2 separate regions of the Homo sapiens genome follow, and region 1 is linked to region 2. The links are chromatin loops, found by intact Hi-C in ENCODE. Cell type or tissue: Caco-2. All regions are shown on one strand. Links, peaks and the distances in the headings refer to the core of each region. The heading gives the core; the rest is flanking DNA.

Region 1 (5,978 bases), core at 451-5,450, 950 kb after region 2:
GGAGCTTGCACCTGCTCCGAGGGTCAGGGCTAAGTGGTTTGAGCAAGTGGCAAGCTCACAGGTCCAGTTGGCTGAGGGCCTGACCCATGACGATCCATTTCCTTAAGCAAACGAGACATGTCAATACAAAGGTCACAAATAATCAGCAGCATAACTCCCCGACAGGTCTCCCTCTAGAGCAGGGGCGTCCAATCTTTCAGCTTCCCTGGGCCTCACTGGAAAAACAAGAATTGTCTTGGGCCACACATAAAATAGACTAACACTAACGATAGCTGATAAGCTTTAAAAATATTGCAAAAAAAAATCTCATAATTTTTTAAGAAAATTTACAAATTTACATTGGGCCGCATTCAAGGCCATCCTGGACTGCATGCAGGCCGAGGGTTGGACAAGCTTGCTCTAGAACCTTAAAGGAGAGAAAATCTCCTTTCACTTTGGTTCAGGACAAGAAACATTAATTGAGCAACTACTATGTGTCAAGAACAAGAACATAGATACAAATAAAGATATAAAAAGGAACATTCCCTTGACATTCAGGCCATGCTGTCCAACCCTCCAGAGAGTGGCCTCCATGGGGATCAGGAAAGGTGTATGTCAAATCACTCTGTGACCCCTAAAACACATATCTCATCCCCACAAGTCATTCTTTTACATGCTGCAATATAGTCATTGCATTACTTCAAAGCTATTCATCAGTTTTTCTCATGTAAACTCTTACTAAAAAAAATTCTAGGCACCTTTGTGATCGCTCAGGTACAAGGCTGCATTTCAGAATCTCATCTTGCCTCTGGCAAGTTCCCCACAGGAGACAAACACTAAAGATGGATTTGATATAACTATGTCAAACGAGGAATAAAGCAGACAAGTGTACTCACCAAGGTACCCACAGAGCACCTGGGACTGTCTGGAGCACAAGCTGCCCACTGAGCCAGAGGGTGTTGTAACAACTGGGCAGACAGCTAGGAGTTTTAAAAAGCACAGTCATTAGCTATTTTACTGAAGAGATGCCTGGCACAGAACTATACAAAGATTCAAAGTAGAAGAGGGACTCATTGAATGTTCTTATCATTTCCCCAGAAATAAGGTCCCTGCTACCTGGGGCCAGGGGATTAGACACTGAGGATCTAAGGAGGATTCCAGATTTTAGTCCCAGATCTTCTGGCATCCCTTAACCAGCAGTCAGACTCCTGAATTCAGTTTTCCCTTTAGCACGTTCTAATGTTAAAATAACAGAGTACAATTTACATACTGAAACGGTAAAATAAATACCTTGATTTATATTAAAGATGAATAAGAAAGGCTTTGACCTCCTTTGACAAAAGACAGTCTACCGATTAAGAATAAAACTTTGGTTTTCATTTGGCTGGCCTAGATTTCAGTGTTCTTAAAACCACCTGTCATCATTTCTAACCCGCATGTGAAAACTCCTTCTTGAATGAGTCAAAAATACAAGTGAATATTGGTTTGGGGCTACTTACCTACAGTTTAAAAAGCTAGAGCTCTCTGAAATGGACTAAACGCATCTTCCACAATAGTTATTACATCTGGAAAATTTGAACTTCACTTTCTTTAAAGTAACAGCAACCCAATTTGTATTTTGCCCACCATATTCTTAGAAAAGAAAGCACACCCCCTCCCCCACAAAATATCTCAAATTGAAGAGGAAATATTGCTGAGTGTTCAAAACTTTTTCCATTGGTGGTAAGGTCAATAAAAATATAGAATTTTTGCAGAAGAAGATGTTAATTCAAACCCCTGTTCTGTCACTGATTTCCTGTGAATCCATGGAGAAGTCTGTAAGATGAGGCAGACGTAACCCTGCCTCTGAGGGTTTTTATAAAATTGAAATGAGATGATATATTTAAAACAGACTGACAGACAAAAGGTGGTCAAGGAATATGAGCAGTTGTCTAACTTGTGTGACAAAAGAAGCCCTGACTGCCTATTAGGGCCTGGCATGAATATCATTCTTTCCTGGCTCCTTTCATACACTGGGAGTCCATGCACCTTCCATGTTTATAGAGCACGTCTTCTAGAAGTAACACTGCCACTATTCAGACCTGACTTGAAAACTTCTTTCAACACAAGACAAAGGCTTTGTGGACTCTTCTCTTGATTTATTTTTTATTTTTGCCATATGTGTGCCTCTTATCACTTGATTTTTAAATGGATAACAAAGACTTTTTCCATACTCTGGAACTTACCATGTCCAATATTCAGCCCACTATCAAGATCCCAGTGGCAGATTTTTCACAAATGTGTGGATTACACCTTCTAGGCGGAACACTCTTTAACTGAGATATGGGGCTCTGACTGGCCAGTGTGGCATGGAAGACGAAGACCCAACAGCGGGGATTCTATAAGCACATACTGCTATCATGTTGCCACCATATGCTGCTTCCAGCTGACATCTGCTCACATATGTTCCCACCAATAAGAAACCATGCTGTTTATTTTTAGAGGCTTCTCCACAGTCTTACAGGAAGAAAATTCCCTCAAATAACCAGTCAGCAAAGACAGGAAGCTACACTGGATATAAACGGTTTGTCACAAGATTAACAAGTCAGACAAAGTTTTCTCATTCGTATCTGACCTTTAAAAAGAGATGCTGAAAGTTATCTTAAATAAAAATCTCAAAGAATACAACCAGAGAAAGGTAGAATATGCAGAGTAAGTCACTTGGTTAGCAATACTTTTTCTTCAAACTATGGCCCTATGCATTTCTTGGGGGGATTTAAGTGCTTTTCCTGGGAAACAGCACCTTCTTCAGGCCAGTGTACGCCGTGGTGCAGAAGAGGGACAATTCTATTAAACAGAATTCAGATCCCAAGGTCACCCAGGTCATAGGAAGTCTGTGTGGGAATAAGATGAGGTAATTATTGTCACTTGCAATTTCCAGCCTGCAGTTCTCAAGTATGCACCTTTGGTTTACTTTCACTCTGCTATAAAACAGCATTAAAATCCCTTCTTTTCTTTCCTTTCTTTCTTTTTTGTTTTTAAGTAAGGCAGGAGGACAGGGAGCTCTGGTGCTGATCCAATGCCTTAGAAGTTAAGACCATGAATGAGATAGAGATGTAAGGATGCTAATGATTGTTCAGTCTACAGAAAGCAAACCTTAGTTTTAAAATAATCAGTTTTCAGGCCGGGCGCGGTGGCTCACGCCTATAATCCCAACACTTTGGGAGGCCGAGGCAGGCAGACCACGAGGTCAGGAGTTTGAGACCAGCCTGGCCAATATGGTGAAACTCCGTCTCTACTAAAAATACAAAAATGAACTGGGTGTGGTGCCACGTGCCTGTAGTCCCAGTTACTCAGGAGACTAAGGTAGAAGAATCGCTTGAACCCAGGAGGCGGAGGTTGCAGTAAACTGAGATCACACCACTGCACTCCAGCCTGGGTGACACAGTGAGACTCTGTCTCAGAAAAAGGAAAAAAAATCAGTTTTCAATCATCTACATCATTGAAGCAGCACTGAGGTATGGATACACTCTGTTTAGAACAGTGAGGCTTTGGATATATGCGAAAAGGCTTTGTAACAAAGAAATGTAAAGAATTCTCAAAATCTGAGGCATTTATAGTCTTACAAACATAACTTTTTTTATTTTAAATTTTATTTTATTTTATTTTAAGTTCCGGGATACATGTGCAGGATGTGCAGGTTTGTGACACAGGTAAACGTGTGCCATGGTGGTTTGCTGCACCTATCAACCCCATCACCTAGGTATCAAGCCCTGCATGCATTAGCAATGAATCCTGATGCTCTCCCTACCCCATCCCCACTGACAGACCCCAGTGTGTGTTGTTCCCCTCACTACGTGCATGTGAGAAACCTGATATTTTTAGAAGAACGCAGGCACTCACTAATTTATGATGGGGGACTATGGGTAACACAAGTCATAAAATAGAAACAGTCCTAGAATTAAAACTTCGCATGGGTAATTTACAAAGTAATTAAATGACTAGGAAGTTAATTAACTGTAACAATGTTGGGGTTTATTTTTGCCTGCAATGACACAGCTAAGAAATAAAGCAACAAAACAAAAATACACAGTGTTTCCAGAGTATGTTTCTGAACTATCTGCACAAGGATCACCTGGCCGCCTTATCAAGATGCAGGTTTCTGGAGCCCATCTTAAAACGAACTGAATTATAATCTGAATTGGAGTGGCTGACAAAGGCTTGGGAATCTACATTTATAAAGGTACATCAGTAATTATTTTGCATGGTAAAATTTGAGAACCCTGGTACAGGTTATTATGCCTTACAGGTTAGCAAGGCCTTTTACAGAACCTCATTTGACCTCAAAACAATCCAATCAGGTGAATCAAGGAAAAATTATTCCCTCATAAGGGCTATTTGTTCTGAGTAGGTAGTGGTTTTGTCTACTGTGAGGGTCTATAGGATAGAGATAAAGCCATTCTTACTGCAATGATATCTTAAGTAAAATTAGATGTCTTACAAATGTACAACTAAACTCCCTATCAAATAAGCTCCTGCCCTAATCCCTCCAGCCTCTCCACACAAACAAACAATGCATCTCTCTTGTGATATAGCAACTCTGTAAGTGGGTACAATCATTCCTCCCAACACTGAACTACAATGAGTTTCTACTCTTCTTAGAGAATTCTCAGCAAGAAAGGGAAAACTGATCCAAATGTATAACAATTCAGGGTCAGCTTAGATCAAGACCCTCTTTCTATAATCTGAGTACTTGTGACAAACAGTTAATAAAATTAGACATGACTTTACACACATAGTTTCATTATTGATGGTGATATTTTCTGACAGTGGAATTCTTCTGAAATACCTCTCTCTCCAGGACAAACTAGCACCGGTCACCTCATTCTACGTAGAAGAAAAGTGTAAGTTTAGTAGGTGGAATCATGGCAGTTCAGGACTTAGTTTAGAGATCCGATCAGTGATTTTAGTTAACACACATAATAACCTAAGGCTTAATACTATGAAGAGATACAAATGAGTGACTAAATTACTATCCAAAACAACTTAATGTTTTAAAAATGCCTCAAGATATCTCAGACAGAAAACAGTGAAGACAGGTACAAGAAACCCAGGGTGGTGAAGTTTAACAGATCCATCTGAAGGTGGAACCTCCTGCTTCAGAGCCTGAGGTCATGGCTATTATTCAGCTTTGCTTCTGCTTGGCTACTTCCAGGTAGGAGTCAGAGGTTTGGTGCACTCCTTCCTCTGTCTCCCTCTCGTTAACCTGCAGAGCCCAAAATGCCAAGGATGAACTTGAATGTAGAAACATTTTCCCCACAGAAAGCCCTGACTGACCTCTGGGGGGACCGTTCCTTGACCAAACCACCCATCCTTTGCACAGAAAAGTCCTCCATCTGTGATTGTTTCTTTATCTGTCTAAAGTAGAATCAGAATAAGTCATTCACACTTTTCTGGAGTTTCTAAGCCAGCAGTTTTATTACAAGAGTTCACTGCTGGGTGCGGTGGCTCACGACTGTAATCCCAGCACTTTGGGAGGCCAAGGCAGGCAGATCATGAGGTCAGGAGACTGAGACCATCCTGGCTAACACGGTGAAACCCCGTCTCTACTAAAAAAAATTAGCTGGGCATGGTGGGGGGTGCCTGTAGTCCCAGCTACTCGGGAGGCTGAGGCAGAAGAATGGCATGAACCCCGGAGGCAGAGCTTGCAGTGAGCTGAAATCGCACCACTGCACTCCAGCCTAGGTGACGGAGCGAGACTCTGTCTCAAAAAAAAAAAAAAAAAAGAGTTCACTATAAAGGAAGTAGAAACAACTGCAGTCATATTGCCATAAGATGTCAAAGCAAAAGTGAAAATAAGTGAAAATGAGATTAAGCCAATAGATAGGGGAATAAATGATCATATTTTAAAAAAATCAAAATAGAAGAAATGACAAAGTTACTGCTACATCTGGTGTAAACAGAAAAATCCCTGATAAACTTGGTCTAAGAAGCACTGACATTACCAACACTGAAATGAA
Region 2 (5,978 bases), core at 300-5,299:
TGGATGATATAAAGGATTATAAACATGAAGAGACAGAACAACGAGATCTGCCTTCCAAAAACTTACAGATAGGCAGGCAAGATAAGGCATAGTCACAATAACCTACAATACTATAACCTATAATACTAAACAGAAAAAGAGATGTTAGAAGACAGGAATCATTGAAGTGTGACTGTATTATTAGTATCATCATTCATAATCATTGTAAGGACTATTATCGGTAGTTGTAGTCACAGTGATAAGACTTCTGGTTAGTAAGCTGTCACTTCAGTGCTTCCTCTCTACATCTCTGGAGGGCCCACCAATAGACCAGGAGAAGAGGAACTGCTACCTTCTCTAACGCAGCCTATCGCCTTCAGGTACAAATTCAGCCCAATACCACCTGAAGTCATATGCTTTGACTGTTGTTAGATTTGGGACAAAAATCCCGAGGAGCACTGAAAAAACAGACAAGGTGCCCACAAAAATGCTTTAGAAGAAAGAGGTAGAGAGCCCCTAGTTGCCTTCTCTTTCATGATAGTACTCTTGAAGCTGTGCCGATGAACTGTGCCCCAAGAAAATCTTTCTCCCATACTCAGGTTCTACTGGGCACTCCCAGCCCCAAGGGCTCCCTGGCGTGGTTTCCCCAGGGGTCTGCCTGTATCCTCATGCAGCTGCTCATTGGACACAGCCTTCACTGAGACCTCCTCAACTCCAAAAATGATGTGATATGTGTGTTTTGGTTTTGTTTTGAGGGAGAGGAGGAAAGGAGGCACAAAGAGCCTAGGACAAAGGGTGTGCTTGATCTAAAGAAACAGGGAAAGGAATACTTGAGGTCCCTGGCAAAATTTCAAAGTGAAGTTTATCCAAGCTGTCCTCTCACTCATTCCTCTACAGCCCCTGACCCTCTCCCACCTCTCTGCAGCCCTCACTTGCCCAGCTCTCCTCAGAAGTCCAGTGCCCTCCTTCCTCCTGCAATATGTCCTTCTCCTCAACTTCCCAAGGCACCAAACTTGGGAAAGCACCTTTCCCAAACTGTCCAATGCACCAGCATTCATTCTTCCTCTTTCCTTTCACATCACAAGCTTCTTCCTTTTACAGCAGCTTGGCAAGTGCTCAGAAAGCAGAATGATTAGAGTAATTCAAACAAAAATAAGAAGATTCCACTGTAACCTTCCAACGGGTTTCCTGGATCACACAATATATATTTTTAATGTATAGAATTCAAAATATTATTGGTGAAAAATTTTTATTGGTTAGCAGCAGGAAACCTGTTATTAAAAGCATTCTATGTATTTAGCCAACACTATTTTAATAGAAAGTTACATGAAATATAGAAAAGAAAAAATGCACAGCACCAGGTACAAAATCAGTGCTTAAGAAATGTTTGTTGGATTATGCGTATATTCAAATTCTCACCATTAATATCTGATGTCCTGGTGGTATAATCATGATGCATTTCTTTAACTATGAGAAAGATTAAATGTATTTAAGCCTTTTATCTTGTTTAAAATCTGTATTAGGGAACTACTATATCCAAAACACCATGCTAGGTTGTGAAAAGAGAATGATAGAAAGATGAAAAAGACATGGTGTCCACCTTAAAAAAAAAAAAAACACCTACAACATAGAAGGGAAGGCAAGCCAACGTGTAAATGACATCAAAGATTGGGATTGGTGTTGGTATGGGGGGAATAATGCTGATATTGTTCCTACCAAGAATATTTGTTCCATAGTTCCAAGCAAATATGTTCATACTGCTGACAAATGTCATTCCAGAAAAGTAGATTGATTGCTAATCAGGAATCTGTAGATTACAGCATCCAACACAGTCCATGCATGTTCACACTTCACCATTTTTCAGGTGATATTGCTGCATCTCACAATTTTTAAACTTCAAGAACATATATTGCATTTCTCACTTCCTATTTTCCATTCCATGACTGAAAGATAAAGGTTGTGGTTAAGCACAAACTCCATGTCCAGACTCAGGGAGAAAGAAAAAAAAAAAAAACTCTTAGACTAGATAACTAAGGAAAAAACATTTTCTGCAATAATTTTATATGATGAATAAGACTACAGGGTGGGTAATGTAGAATGGATAAACCAAAATGATAGAATGGATAAGCCAAAGACAATGAAAGTGAATATTTAATCTCTCTCCCTATGAGCCAGGAACTGTGCTAAATGCTTCACCTTCATCAACACTTTTCTTACTTCTCAGCAATCCTTAGACAGTGGAACTATTTTCACTTTACCAAGGAATTGGAGGCTACTAAGAGTTAAATTTTCCAAGAGAAGATAGAGAACATGTAGTTGAACTGAGATGCTAATTCAGGATTTTCTGGCAGCAAAATCCATTTTCTTAACCAGTTTCCTACATGTATTGTTCGTTTTTCCCATAGGGGTAAGGGATATACACTCATGAAAAAATGAAAATCATGAAGACAAATTTTATTTCACTTCACTTTTTTCTCAAGACTGCCATTATTTCATTTCCCCCCTACTCTATAATTCATAGCATGGCCTTTGCTTTTAGTTGATCTGAGTCACAAAATGTGCTTTGAAGTCCAAGCTTAGACAAAGTGAGATAAGGGCAGGCTCCAACCATCCTCAAAGCGTTCCCATTTTGTTTATTTTACTCACAGGCCTTGATCTTTTGATCTGTTTGTTCCTGCTTTCAGGACACTTGAGTGCTTGCTTATGGCATGTCTTCCAACTCAAATCAGCTATTCAAACCCACAAATTCCAATCTGGGCTCTTGTGAGTTAAGGTTCCCAGGTTCTTGGAAAGCCATGGGGACCTCAGATAGGGAGCAGGCAGGGCTGACTGCATGTGAGAAAATGAGGGAGTAAAAACTATTGGATTTATTATTCATCACCCCCATAAATAGGTACAATGTTTTTGTACCTTGAAAACAGTCAAAAACATTCCCTCCCTTTCAGTGTGTGTCACTTTGATCTTCTCAACAACACAGGGAGGAGTGTTATAATCTCACTTTGGTTTATAGATGAGGTAACAGACTTGGAGTGTTCACTCCATCAGTAAATAGCAAAGCTGAGGCTCAGTCTCAGATCTTCCAACCCCTAATAATATTATTTCCCAGAGAGCACACTATCACTACCTTTTAAATGCTAAATTTTATCTTCATTAAATAAGAAATGTAACCAGTTCAGTGTCAATGAGGGCAACTTAAGTAGATCAAAACTAAGACTGGGATTCCAACTCACTTACCATTTTGGTTTCTGTGACTTCTAGTCACTGACATGACAACACATGGTAGTAACTGGGTTCTAACAAGCTAAGATATAAGTCCTGTGTCTTGAGATGAATATTGTATTAGTCCATTTTCATGCTGCTGATAAAGACATACCTGAGACTGGGAAGAAAAAGAGGTTTAATTGAACTTACAGTTCCACATGGCTGGGGAGGCCTCAGAATCATGGCAGAAGGCAAAAGGCATTTCTTACATGGTGAAGGCGACAGAAAATGAGGAAGATGCAAAAGCAGAAACCCCTGATGAAATCATCAGATCTCATGAGATTTATTCACAACCACGAGAAGAGTATGGGGGACACCTCCTCCATGATTCAAATTTTCTCCCCCGGGTTCCTCCCACAACACATGGGAATTATGGGAGTACAGTTCAAGATGAGATATGGGTGGGGACACAGAGACAAAGCATATCATTCAGCCCCAGCCCCACCAAATCTCATGTCCTCACATTTCAAAACCAATTATGCCTTCCCAACAGTCCCCCAAAGTCTTAACTCATTTCAGCATTGACCCAAAAGTCCACAGTCCAAAGTCTCATCAGAGACAAGGCAAATCCCTTCTGCCTACTAGCCTGTAAAATGGAAAGCAAGCTAGTTACTTCCTAGATACAATGGGGGTACACAGGTATTGGGTAAATACAGCCATTCCAGATGGGAGAAACTGGCCATAACAAAGGGGTTTTGCAAAACAAAGGGCTCATGAAAGTCTCATGCAAGGCTCATGCAAGTCTCAAATCCAGTGGGGCAGTCAAATTTGAAAGCTCCAAAATGATCGCCCTTGACTCCAGGTCTCACATCCAGGTCAGCTGATGCAAGAGGTGGGTTCCCATGGTCTTGGGCAATTCCGCCCCTGTGGCTTTGCAGCGTGTAGCCTCCCTCCTGGCTGGTTTCACAGGCTGATGTTGAGTATCTGCAGCTTTCCCAGGTGTGCAGTGCAAGCTGCAGGTAGACCAACCATTCTGGGGTCTGGAGAACGCTGGCTCTCTTCTCACAGCTCTACTAGGCAGTGCCCCAGCAGGGACTCTGTGTGGGGGCTCCAACCCCTCATTTCCCTTCTGTACTGCTCTAGCAGAGGTTCTCTGTGAGAGCCCTACTCCTGCAGCAAACTTCTGCCTGGGCATCCAGGTGTTTCCATACATCTTCTGAAATCTAGGCAAAGGTTCCCAAAACCCAATTCTTGACTTCTGTTCACCTGCAGGCTCAAAATCATGTGGAAGCTGCCATGGCTTGAGGCTTGCACCCTCTGAAGCCTCAAACCGAGCTCTACGTTGGCGCCTTCCAGCCATGGCTGGAGCAGCTGAGACACAGGGCACCAAGTCCCTAGACTGCACACAGCATGGGGGCCCTCGGCCCTGCCAACAAGACCATTATTTCCTCCTAGACCTCTGGGTCTGTGATGGGAGAGGCTGTTGCAAAGGTCTCTGACATGCTCTGAGACATTTTTCCCATTATCTTGGGGATTAAAATTCAGCTCCTCATTACTTATGCAAATATCTGGAGCCAGCTTGAATTTCTTCTCATAAAATGGGATTTTCTTTTCTATCACATTGTCAGGCTGCAAATTTTCCAAACTTTTATATTATGCTTCCCTTTTAAAACTGAATGCCTTTAACAGCACCCAAGTCACCTCTTGAATGCTTTGCTGCTTAGAAATTTCTTCCACTAGATACCCTAAATCATCTCTCTCAAGTTCAAAGTTCCATAAATCTCTAGGGCAGGGGCCAAATGCCACCAGTCTCTTCATTAAACATAACAAGAATCACCTTTGCTCCAGTTCACAACAAGTTCCTCATATCCATCTGAGACCACCTCAGCCTGGATTTCATTGTCCATATCATTATCAGTATTTTTGTCAAAGCCATTCAACAAGTCTCTAGGAAGTTCCAAACTTTCTCACATTTTCCTGTCTGATTTCATGCTGCTGATAAAGACATACCCAAGACTGGGAAGAAAAAAGGTTTAATTGGACTTACAGTTCCATATGGCTGGGGAGCCTCAGAATCATTGTGGGAGGTGAAAGGCACTTCTTACATGGCGGCGGCAAGAAAAAATAAGGAGGAAGCAAAAGCAGAAACCGCTGATAAAACCATCAGATCTCATGAGACTTGTTCACTACCATGAGAAGAGTATGGGGAAAACTGCCTCCATGATTCAAACTATCTCCCATTGTGTCCCTCCCACAACACTTGGGGATTATAGGAGTACAATTCAGGATGAGATTTGGGTGGGGACACAGAGCCAAACCATATCAAATATTAACAATGAAATCAGATGTTATTGACATGTATCTTGTCCTCTAATGTTCTCAACTTTGCTCTAATTCTAATGATGCTGCTTATTAATTAGGCAATTTCAGCCATCAACAACTAAGGTTACAAAATAGCCACACTACCCATATCTCAGTGGCTTAACAAAATGCAAATTTATTTTTTGGTCCTATAAAATCCAAAATGAGTATTCCTAATCAGCTCTCTTCTAGTTGATGCAGGGACTTGGGTTTGGAAGAAACCATCTCACATTCCACCATCTTCAATTCATGGCTAATGTCACCACTGAACAGAAAAGAGTGTGAAATCTTGTGTGGGAGATCGTTATAAGCCACACCTAAAAGGGGTATATGTGAAGACTCAGTCACAAGCAAGACAGTCGGGAAACGCAGTCAAGCTGCATTCTAAGTAGAAAGAAGAAATGAATTTGTGACCAGCTAGTTTTCTCTGCCACATA

What was found. Hi-C counts contacts between places; a loop is a spot of excess contacts. Peaks named below come from ENCODE experiments on the same cell type or tissue, not always from the same donor. Only the 100,000 strongest peaks of a DNase experiment are listed, where the experiment ranks them.
Region 1: it touches region 2 in a loop (2.9-fold over the local background); 2 of 110 quality-filtered maps call a loop at or near these places.

Annotation. Positions count from the first base shown.
Region 1 is chr1:218,358,315-218,364,292 of GRCh38, reverse strand. All of the region lies in intron 1 of TGFB2 (transforming growth factor beta 2), which reads right to left. Among named protein-coding and RNA genes, the nearest start is that of TGFB2-AS1, 16 kb to the right of the region's middle. In Caco-2, for the core only: a CTCF peak has its summit at 2,764; no DNase peak of the experiment used is centred there.
Region 2 is chr1:219,307,153-219,313,130 of GRCh38, reverse strand. It overlaps a transcript of LYPLAL1 not described here. Among named protein-coding and RNA genes, the nearest start is that of LYPLAL1, 140 kb to the right of the region's middle. In Caco-2, for the core only: no CTCF peak of the experiment used is centred there; a DNase peak (open chromatin) is centred at 2,680.